Linked DNA regions of Homo sapiens: all the other regions are linked to region 3. The links are chromatin contacts, found by Hi-C or POLR2A ChIA-PET in ENCODE. All regions are on one chromosome and are shown on one strand. Each heading gives the region's core, a stretch centred on a gene start or an enhancer-like site at or near the end of the contact. The rest is flanking DNA. Distances are from core to core; before and after follow the strand shown.

The links. A loop is a pair of places that touch in the nucleus more often than their neighbours do. ChIA-PET counts read pairs that join two places held with the same protein, here RNA polymerase II (POLR2A). Pooled maps may share reads with other maps.
Region 1: a pooled map shows a loop between it and region 3 (2.7-fold over the local background). The contact joins two enhancer-like sites. A Hi-C loop is called at or near these places in 1 of 50 pooled maps. POLR2A ChIA-PET finds 5 or more read pairs at or near these places in 2 of 52 experiments (H1 and T-cell).
Region 2: a map of naive thymus-derived CD4-positive, alpha-beta T cell shows a loop between it and region 3 (17-fold over the local background). The contact joins the promoter of PIGZ here to the enhancer-like site in region 3. A Hi-C loop is called at or near these places in 1 of 168 maps with a recorded cell type or tissue (naive thymus-derived CD4-positive, alpha-beta T cell), 1 of 37 single-sample maps with no recorded cell type and 12 of 50 pooled maps.

The regions. Positions count from the first base shown.
Region 1 is chr3:196,178,137-196,180,836 of GRCh38, forward strand. No RefSeq gene overlaps it. Among named protein-coding and RNA genes, the nearest start is that of ZDHHC19, 32 kb to the right of the region's middle. RefSeq lists an enhancer at 1,652-1,851. Within about 2 kb of position 1,440, at least 16 of the 41 ENCODE cell types and tissues checked have a DNase peak (open chromatin) inside an H3K27ac peak, as active enhancers do.
Region 2 is chr3:196,967,463-196,970,162 of GRCh38, forward strand. It overlaps PIGZ (phosphatidylinositol glycan anchor biosynthesis class Z (Gwada blood group)), which reads right to left and starts at 1,371. Exons shown (of 3, transcript NM_025163.4): 1 at 1,225-1,371. It overlaps LOC124906255 (collagen alpha-1(I) chain-like), which reads left to right and starts at 1,671. Exons shown (of 3, transcript XM_047449439.1): 1 at 1,671-1,787; 2 at 1,934-2,700. The coding sequence starts at 1,671. RefSeq lists enhancers at 948-1,483, 1,484-2,019, 2,020-2,555 and silencers at 1,091-1,540, 1,601-1,810, 1,821-1,880, 1,991-2,050, 2,161-2,480 and 1 more.
Region 3 is chr3:196,683,748-196,686,447 of GRCh38, forward strand. No RefSeq gene overlaps it. Among named protein-coding and RNA genes, the nearest start is that of CEP19, 27 kb to the right of the region's middle. Within about 2 kb of position 1,289, at least 6 of the 41 ENCODE cell types and tissues checked have a DNase peak (open chromatin) inside an H3K27ac peak, as active enhancers do.

The DNA of each region.
Region 1 (2,700 bases), core at 190-2,689, 510 kb before region 3:
GTCAAAGAGGGCAAAGGTAAGTCTTAACTGTGCAGCCCAGATCAGAGCAATAACAACTCATCAAGATAAGTCTAATTGCTACTCAACGGGGTGGAACTTACACGCTTGCCAGTGGGCAGGCAGAGTTCCCTGTGTCCTACATTCTTGTTAACACTTGAAACTCCAGTCTTTTTTTTTTTTTTTTTTTTTTTTTTGAGAGATGGAGTCTCACCCTGTTGCCCAGGCTGGAGTGCAGTGGTGTGATCTTGGCTCACTGAAACCTCTGCCTCCCGGGTTCAAGCGATTCTCCTGCCTCAGCCTCCCAAGCAGCTGGGACTACGGGCTCCCGCCACCACGCCCAGCTAATTTTTGTGTTTTTAGTAGAGACGAGGTTTAACCATGTTGGCCAGGATGGTCTCAATCTCTTGACCTCATGATCCGCCCACCTCGGCCTCCCGAAGTGCTGGGATTACAGGCGCAAGCCACTGCACCCCGCCCTGCAGTTTTGTTTTGTTTTTTTAATTTATTATTTTAAAAAAATGTTTTTGAGACAGGATCTCACTCTGCCACCCAGGCTGGATCATGGTGGCATGATCTTGGCTCACTGCAGCCTCGTCCTCCCAGGCTCAAGTGATCCTCCCGCCTCAGCCTCCCAAGTAGCTGGGACCACAGGTATGTGCCACCATGCCTGACTAATTTTTGTGCTTTTTGTAGAGATGAGTTCTCACTGTGTTGCCCAGGGTGGTCTCAAACTCCTGGGCTCAAGCGATCTTCCTGCCTCAGCCTCCCAAATTGCTGGGATTACAGGCATGAGCCAACACACCCAGCCCGAAGGAACTGCCATTCTTTTTATCTTTGCCAATCTGATGGTTATAGAATGGTATTTCCTAGTGGCTTTATTTTGCGTTTTCTTTATTTCTAATAAAGTTAAGCATCTTTTACATGTTGATGGACAATGTATATTTCCTGTTTTGCAAAACACCTGGTCGGGTTTTCCTGGTCTTTTTTCTTATTTATTTCTAGGAGTTCTTTATGTACTCTGGACTCTGATCCTGCATTGGTCTTTCTAAAGCTTTATTCGTCGCATCCTCTGATGAACAGAGCTTTTCTTTTTTCTTTTCCCTTTTAAAATTAGTAGAATTTATTCATCTTTTTCTTAACAATTAGTGCTTTCAAGAAATTCTTTGTACCCCCAAGGTCAAGAGATATTATCCTATACTCGCTTTGTAAGGGTTGGTATTCTGCCTGTCAGGTCGTTAATGGACCTGGCATTGATTTTGGAGCCTGCTGTGTAGTCAGATCTAAACTGGGAAAGGAACAATTGCCTGCTTTTCTCACAGGGGCGTTCTGAAGCTCAAAGGAGAAAATGCGTGTGAAAGTGTCCAGAACTGTGAAACAATGTACAAGTAAGAGAGTCTGCGATGCTGATTTGCTGGAGGGTGACAAAGCCGTTTAAGAGAAGGCTGCTTTGGCCTTTGATTTGCTAATCAGTTGGTAGCGTCATAGGCTGCCAGTAGGCCAGGCAGAAACCCAACCTCCATTCTGCCTCCGGAGGCTGGAGAACACAGCCAAAAAGACCAGCTGAAGCATGTGGTCTTTGCAGGAAAGTAAGTTCCAGTGGCACTGCTGGGGCTGGCCCCGTCCACCCACACTGTTCACTCCATCTGCCACCTGACATTAGCAAATTAGGCTGCAAATACAGCCCTGAGTCATAGAGAAAAGATGAAATTACACTCAGGAAACTCTGCTCACTGAAGTGCATGAGTAACAGGATGCAGAAAGACACCCATTAAAAGCGGCTAAAAACGAGTCAGGTGCTCCAAGGCAGCCTGCTGCACACCCCAACACGCGGGCAGGCTCCGCCCCAGCTCCAACTCCACCTGGAGGGGCAACACGCACCCATTATACGAGCCACACGGGGGCCCCAGCAACTGGCCCAGACAAGGCTGCAGAGCCCACTCAGGGTGGAACCCCCTTTAGCGAACTGGAAGGTTCCATGACGGGGCTGCGGGGAAGGAAGCCGACTCGTGGGGAGTTAGCTGAGCTGCCGGAGGAAACTGACAAAATCAAACGCACCCTTTGGCCTGCACAAGGCGATATTGTTGGTTCTCCCTGAAGCACATCCTGGCCAGGAGACAGAGCTTAGGCCAGCCCCCGGGCCAGGTGCCTGCTACCCAGACCTGTGATCCTAGCCAAAAGTCTCTGAGTTCTGGATGTCCACACTGGGAAGGGAGAGCAGCGAGGGAAGGGTTACCAAAGGGGCCTGAGGAGACATTCGGGGGTGACAGATTGTCAGCATCTTTTTGTTTGGTTTTTCTTTTAAGCGATGGGGGCGGGGGGTGGGGGGGGGTCTCACTATGTTGCTGAGGCTGGTCTCGAACTCCTGGCCTCAAGCAATCCTCCTGCCTCAGCCCCCGAGTAACTGGAATTCAAGACGTCAGCCACGGCCCCCAGCTTAGCTTCAGCATCTTGATTGCAGTGGTGGCTTCACAGATGTATACATATGTCAGAACTTATCAAATTGTATATTTTCAATATCTATTTTAGACAATTAGATCTCAATAAGGCTGTTTAAAAATTACAGAATGGTGTGATGGCGACTTTTACTAAATATGCATGTTGACAGCAAGAGGAACGACTAGAAGGAGGTCCCCAGATGTTAACAGTGCTTAGTTCTGGGCTGTGGGATTACAGAGGATTTTACTTTTCCTCTTTGTGTTT
Region 2 (2,700 bases), core at 121-2,620, 280 kb after region 3:
ATCTGGCATTTGGAGCAGGCTTTAAGACTTCGGGAAAAGCCGGGCCCCTGTGCAACCACCAAAGGCTGCTTCTCCCGCCCTCAGGACTAAGATCTTGTTCCAGTCCTCCAGTCCTCGGGGTCTACTCCAGGGGTACAAGGTGAGAGTGGCTCTCCAGAGTCCATTTGCCTTTTGGTGCCGCACTGCATCCTCACTTTGACCCTGAGCGCTGCAGTAAGCCCTGCAGGGTGCTCCACCTTGAAGCACGGGAAGATCTGATGCTGGCCGCCTTCTTCCTTCGGTTGCCTGAAAGGGCCCGTGTTTATCCTTCGCTTCACAGAGAACGCAACACACAACATTAAACACACATAGAGAGTGAAAGAGAACAAGGCATCTTCATCAAGGAGGGCGCACCATTTAACCACCCGCGACCTTGCAGTGCGCCTCTGCAAAGTGGGGACTCCGCTCTGTAGCAGGAGATGGGGGTGTTGACGATTTTGAAAGTAGTTCTCAGTTTTCCGAGGCAAAGGTGTCTGGGGCTGACGAATGACTTTTGAGAAGAAGGAATGATGAGAAATGTCCTCATTACAGAACTTTCCCGGCCACACTGTGAGTCCCACGCAAAGACCCCATGACCACCAACCGGAGCGCTGGGTGCTCCCTGGCAGGGTCACCTTTGCTTTTTGCGCGCCCCCATGCCACCCCTGGGGCAGGAGGCCATCCTCTTATCCTGGGAGTGCAGGCCTGGCCCGAAGTGCAGCCCCCGAGGCCGGGAGCCGAGATTCTTCTCGGCTTCGTGCTCAGAGCTTTGCAGCGTGGCATGGTTTCCTCCTCTTGCCCTGTTGCTGTTTCATACCAGGGGGAACTGAGACCCAGTCGGGTTATGGGCCTCCCTGAGAACACTGGCCTCTAGCAGAAGCAGATTCAACCCCAGGCCTCAACCTGCGCCCAGACCCGTGCCCTGGAGTGGAGTTTACCCACTGCCGCCCTTCCTGGGCAAATGTCACCGCTGCCTCCGTCCCCCTAGGTCCGGGGCGGGTCAGTGCTTCGAGCCAGCGGACCCCGGCCTAGGGACAGGTGCCTGCGAGAATGCGGGGGGCGGCCCCCAGCTCCCCTGCCCTCCTCCCTAGAGGCTGGGCCTGCTGGTCTCCCGGCTGCGCGCAAGGTGGGAACGCGGCCGACTTGGTCCGCTCGCCCTCCCCGCACCCGCTCCTCTGGAGCCGCTGGGGCTGCGCACCGACTCACCCGCGCGGCCTCCGGGCTGCGCCTTCAGCGCTGGCGGCGTCCTGCCCGGCGAGGGCCAGGGTCCCAGGAGGCCCCGGAGGCGGCGGGACCGCAGGGCGGAGGGGAGGCCGTGGGAGCGGCCGGGCGCGCCTCAGCAGCGCGGAGACTGGGGCCGCCGCCGCCGGCGCAGGGCGGGCCGGGAGGGAGGAGGAGCGCGCGGGCGGGGCCGCCGTGTACGTCCCCGCGCTCCCGCCCGGCCTGGCCCCGCGGTCCCGGAGCGAGCTGGGGCCGCGCTGGGGAGGGTCCTGGGGGCGCCGCCGTCCCTCGGGCCGGGCAACGCCGGGCGGGGACCGGTCTCGCCCCGCCGCGCTCGGGCTCCCTCCCCGGCGGCCCCTCCTCGGCGAACAGCCTTTCGGCGCGGGGGGCTGTTAAACCAGACACCCCAGGCCACACTCCTCTCGTTCGAAATGACCATTTCGGGGTTCTCCGTGGCGGGGAGCTCCGCCGCCGCCGTCCCCCTTCCACGCGCGGGAGGTCGGCGAGGGCAGGGCGGGGACCCGGAGTGCGGCCCCCGGTCCTGCTTCGTGGCCCGAAACGCCTCGCAATGGAGTCACTCATGACAGGGGACTCAGCGCACGGGGCGGCTGCTGAGCCCCGCAGCGATCGGCGGGCGTGAGGGGTTCCCCGGCGTGGTTGCCCGGGAGCCTGTCAGCCCCAGCAGCCCTGACAGGAAAGGGAAGTCGAGAGGAGGCTGAGCGAACGGCCGCCACCCCCGCGGGACGCTGACCCGGGCGGACCCCGAGGGGCCTCTCCCCGCGCCAGAGCGCGGCGTGCGCGGGGAAGCGCGACCCACCGGGGTCGGCGACGGCGCGCGGGGCGGGCGCGGCGGTTCCCTCTCCTCCGCCCGTGCCCGTGGGATCGGCGGGCTTGTCGGGCTGGGAGAGCCTCGTGGAACCCGGGCATCCGGGCAGCAGCGGCCTCCGAGCCACTGTGGAGGCGCCCGGGGTCGGCACGGCGAGGCCGACGGGGACCTGACACGGTCACGCGGCGCCGGGGAGCAGGTTCGAGTGGCCGGGCGTGGCCGTGCTGCCCCTCCGCGTTCCGCAGGCGGCGACGGGCGAGCGGCCCTAGCGGGCTGCAGGGAGGACGCCGCGTGGACGGAGAGCCGGCGCCCGGGGGCCAGATCCCCTCCCGGGACGGGGCGCCAGGTCCCCGCGAGCTGCGGCGCGACGCGCGGGCACCCGTGTCCCACCCGGTGGCCTCGCCGCTGCGGGCTGCGCTGAGAGCGGGGTGGCGCGACGCGGTCCCTCACCGCAGGGGGAAGACGGCACCACCGCGTCCCGGCCGCTGGAGCTTCCCGCCCGCGCCGCCGGCCCGACGCTGCCCCCTGGCGGGAGAGCGCTGCAGGGGCCCCGGCGAGGCCGCAGGACCCGACCTCCCCGCCGGCCTCGCACTCCCGCGCCGCCGCCGAGGGTCGGCAGCCGGATCGCCCTCCGT
Region 3 (2,700 bases), core at 39-2,538:
GAACAATTGCTGTTATCCTGTTCTTTTTTCAAGGTGCCCACATTTCATATTGCTCAAACACACATGCTGTACAATTTGTGCAGTTAATGCAATTATTACAGGGTCCTGAGGTGACATACATCCTCCTCAGCTGACAGGATTAAGAGATTAAAGTAAAGACAGGCATAGGAAATCACAAGGGTATTGATTGGGGAAGTGATAAGTGTCCATGAAATCTTCACAATTTATGTTTAGAGATTGCAGTAAAGATAGGCATAAGAAATTACAAAAGTATTAATTTGGGGAACTAATAAATGTCCATAAAATCTTCACAATCCACGTTCTTCTGTCATGGCTTCAGCTGGTGACTTCCTGCAACACTCCGCCTCCCGGGTTCAAGTGATTCTCCTGCCTCAGCCTCCCCAGTAGCTGGGACTACAGGCACCCGCCACCACACCCGGCTAATTTTTTGTATTTTCAGTAGAGATGGGGTTTCACCATGTTGGCCAGGCTGGTCTCGATCTCCTGACCTCATGATCCACCCGTCTCGGCCTCCCAAAGTGCTGGGATTACAGGCTTGAGCCACCGCGCCTGGCCAAGGTTTTCTTAATGGAGGGACATAAAGTCGATATTAGTCGAAAGGGGCAAGTCCCCCTCTTTTACAATGGACACAGAGCTGAAAAGACTATGAGTGACAAAAACTGGTGATAAGTGAAACACAAAACAGGAAAATAGAAGGAGTTACAGTAACATTGTTTGAAGTGTTTTGTTTTTGTTTGAGACGGAGTCTTGCTCTGTCACCCAGGCTGGAGTGCAGTGGTGCGATCTCGGCTCACTGCAACCTCCATCTCCCGGGTTCAAGCGATTCTCCTGCCTCAGCCTCCTGAGTGGCTGGGATTACAGGTGTTCACCACAATGCCCGTATTTTTGTATTTTTAGTAGAGATGGGGTTTCACCACGGTGGCCAGGTTGGTCTCGAACTCCTGACCTCAGGTGATCCGCCTGCCTCGGCCTTCCAAAGTGTTGTGATCACAGGCGTGAGCCACCGCGCCTGGCCTGTTTGAAGTTTTCTTAATGTATTGCATTTAATCAAAGAGGATTGTAAAATGTTTTTAAACTCAGGTGAGCTCTGAAAGTGCCTAGTCCTTGTATTTACCCAAACCAGTGTTTAACTCCTGCCACTGCCACTCACAAAATGCTGGATTGCCTACCACTTACTTCACTCTGCTCCTTGGTTTCTTAATCTGTATAATAGGATCAGAAATTCTTCTGTGAGGAAATTCGGAAAGGAAAACCCAAACGTAGCAGAGACAATGGACATTGGCACCCTTCTGCCCCCTGGTGGTAATTTTTAGAACCATGTGGGCAGTGGCGAGGCTAAAAATAAAATGTGCAAAGTGTAAAACAAAAACCACGCAGTGTCTTCCTTGTCATGCACAGCCGCGTTCGAATCGCTCATTGTCTTGCCTCCTCAGTGCTTTCTCCCGCCCACGACTATCAGTGGTCCAACCACACATTGCAGGAAGTTCCAGGAGTCATCCACTTACCCTAGAGCAAGCTTGTCCCACCTGCTGCCCGCGGGCTGCATGTGGCCCAGGTGGCTTTGAATGCAGCCCAACACAAATTGATAAGCTTTTTTTTGTGACTTTTTTTTTTTTTAGTTCATCAGCTATCATTAGTGTTAGTGTATTTTTTAATGTATGGCCCAAGACAATTCTTCTTTTAATGTGGGGAGAAAAAAGATTGGACACCCCTACCCTAGAGGAATGATAGTGTTTAGTATTTGTTTTCATTCTTATTTTCCTTCTCCTCTATATCGCATGGATTGTGGAGCGTGTCCATGTCTTCAGGTCATCAGCATGACTTTTAGGGGAGGTGACTACAGAGTCAAAGCCATGGGAGATGCGGAATTCAGCTGAAGATCACTTAAACATCCAGCACCGCTGTAGCACTAGTCATAGAAAGAATATGAAGAGAATTCAAGATTAAACAGATTGGCCAGGCGCGGTGGCTCAGGCCTGTAATCCCAGCACTTTGGGAGGCCGAGGCAGGCGGATCACCTGAGGTCAGGAGTTAGAAACCAGCCTGGCCAACATGGTGAAACCCATCTCTATTAAAAGTACAAAAAATTTAGCCGGGTGTGGTGGCACATGCCTGTAATCCCAGCTACTCGGGAGGCTGAGGCAGGAGAATCGCTTGAACCCGGGAGGCAGAGGTTGCAGTGAGCCGAGATTGTGCCACTGCACTCCAGCCTGGACGACAGATCAAGACTCTGTCTGGAAAAAAAAAAAAAAAAGATTGAGCAAAGCAGTCAATAGATTAATTGGATTTAATTAAGTGATGAAAGAATTGAGTAATGGAACTTCACCCATTCTAACCATGTGATAAAGTAGAAAAGGTTCAAAGATTTAGTAGGGGTTTAAAATGAGTTTAAGAGAATGGGATTACAATTCCAATCCCATTGGTAAGACAAATTTTATTTCTAAAAATTCATGTATTTCCCCCCTTTATACAACTGCAAATGCGAGTTTGGAGCTAGAGTGGGAGAGGAAAGCAAAGAATGAAGGGAAAGAAATAGGAGGAAGATTCTAGAAATGGGGGCAGCATGGGAGAAGTGGTGGGAGCAAAGTCCTGGCATATAGATGCCACAATCAAAACTTCTGCCCTGTTTCCTAGCTGCTTGGTGTCAGCACTGGGGCCATTCCCCCAGCCTGTGACCTT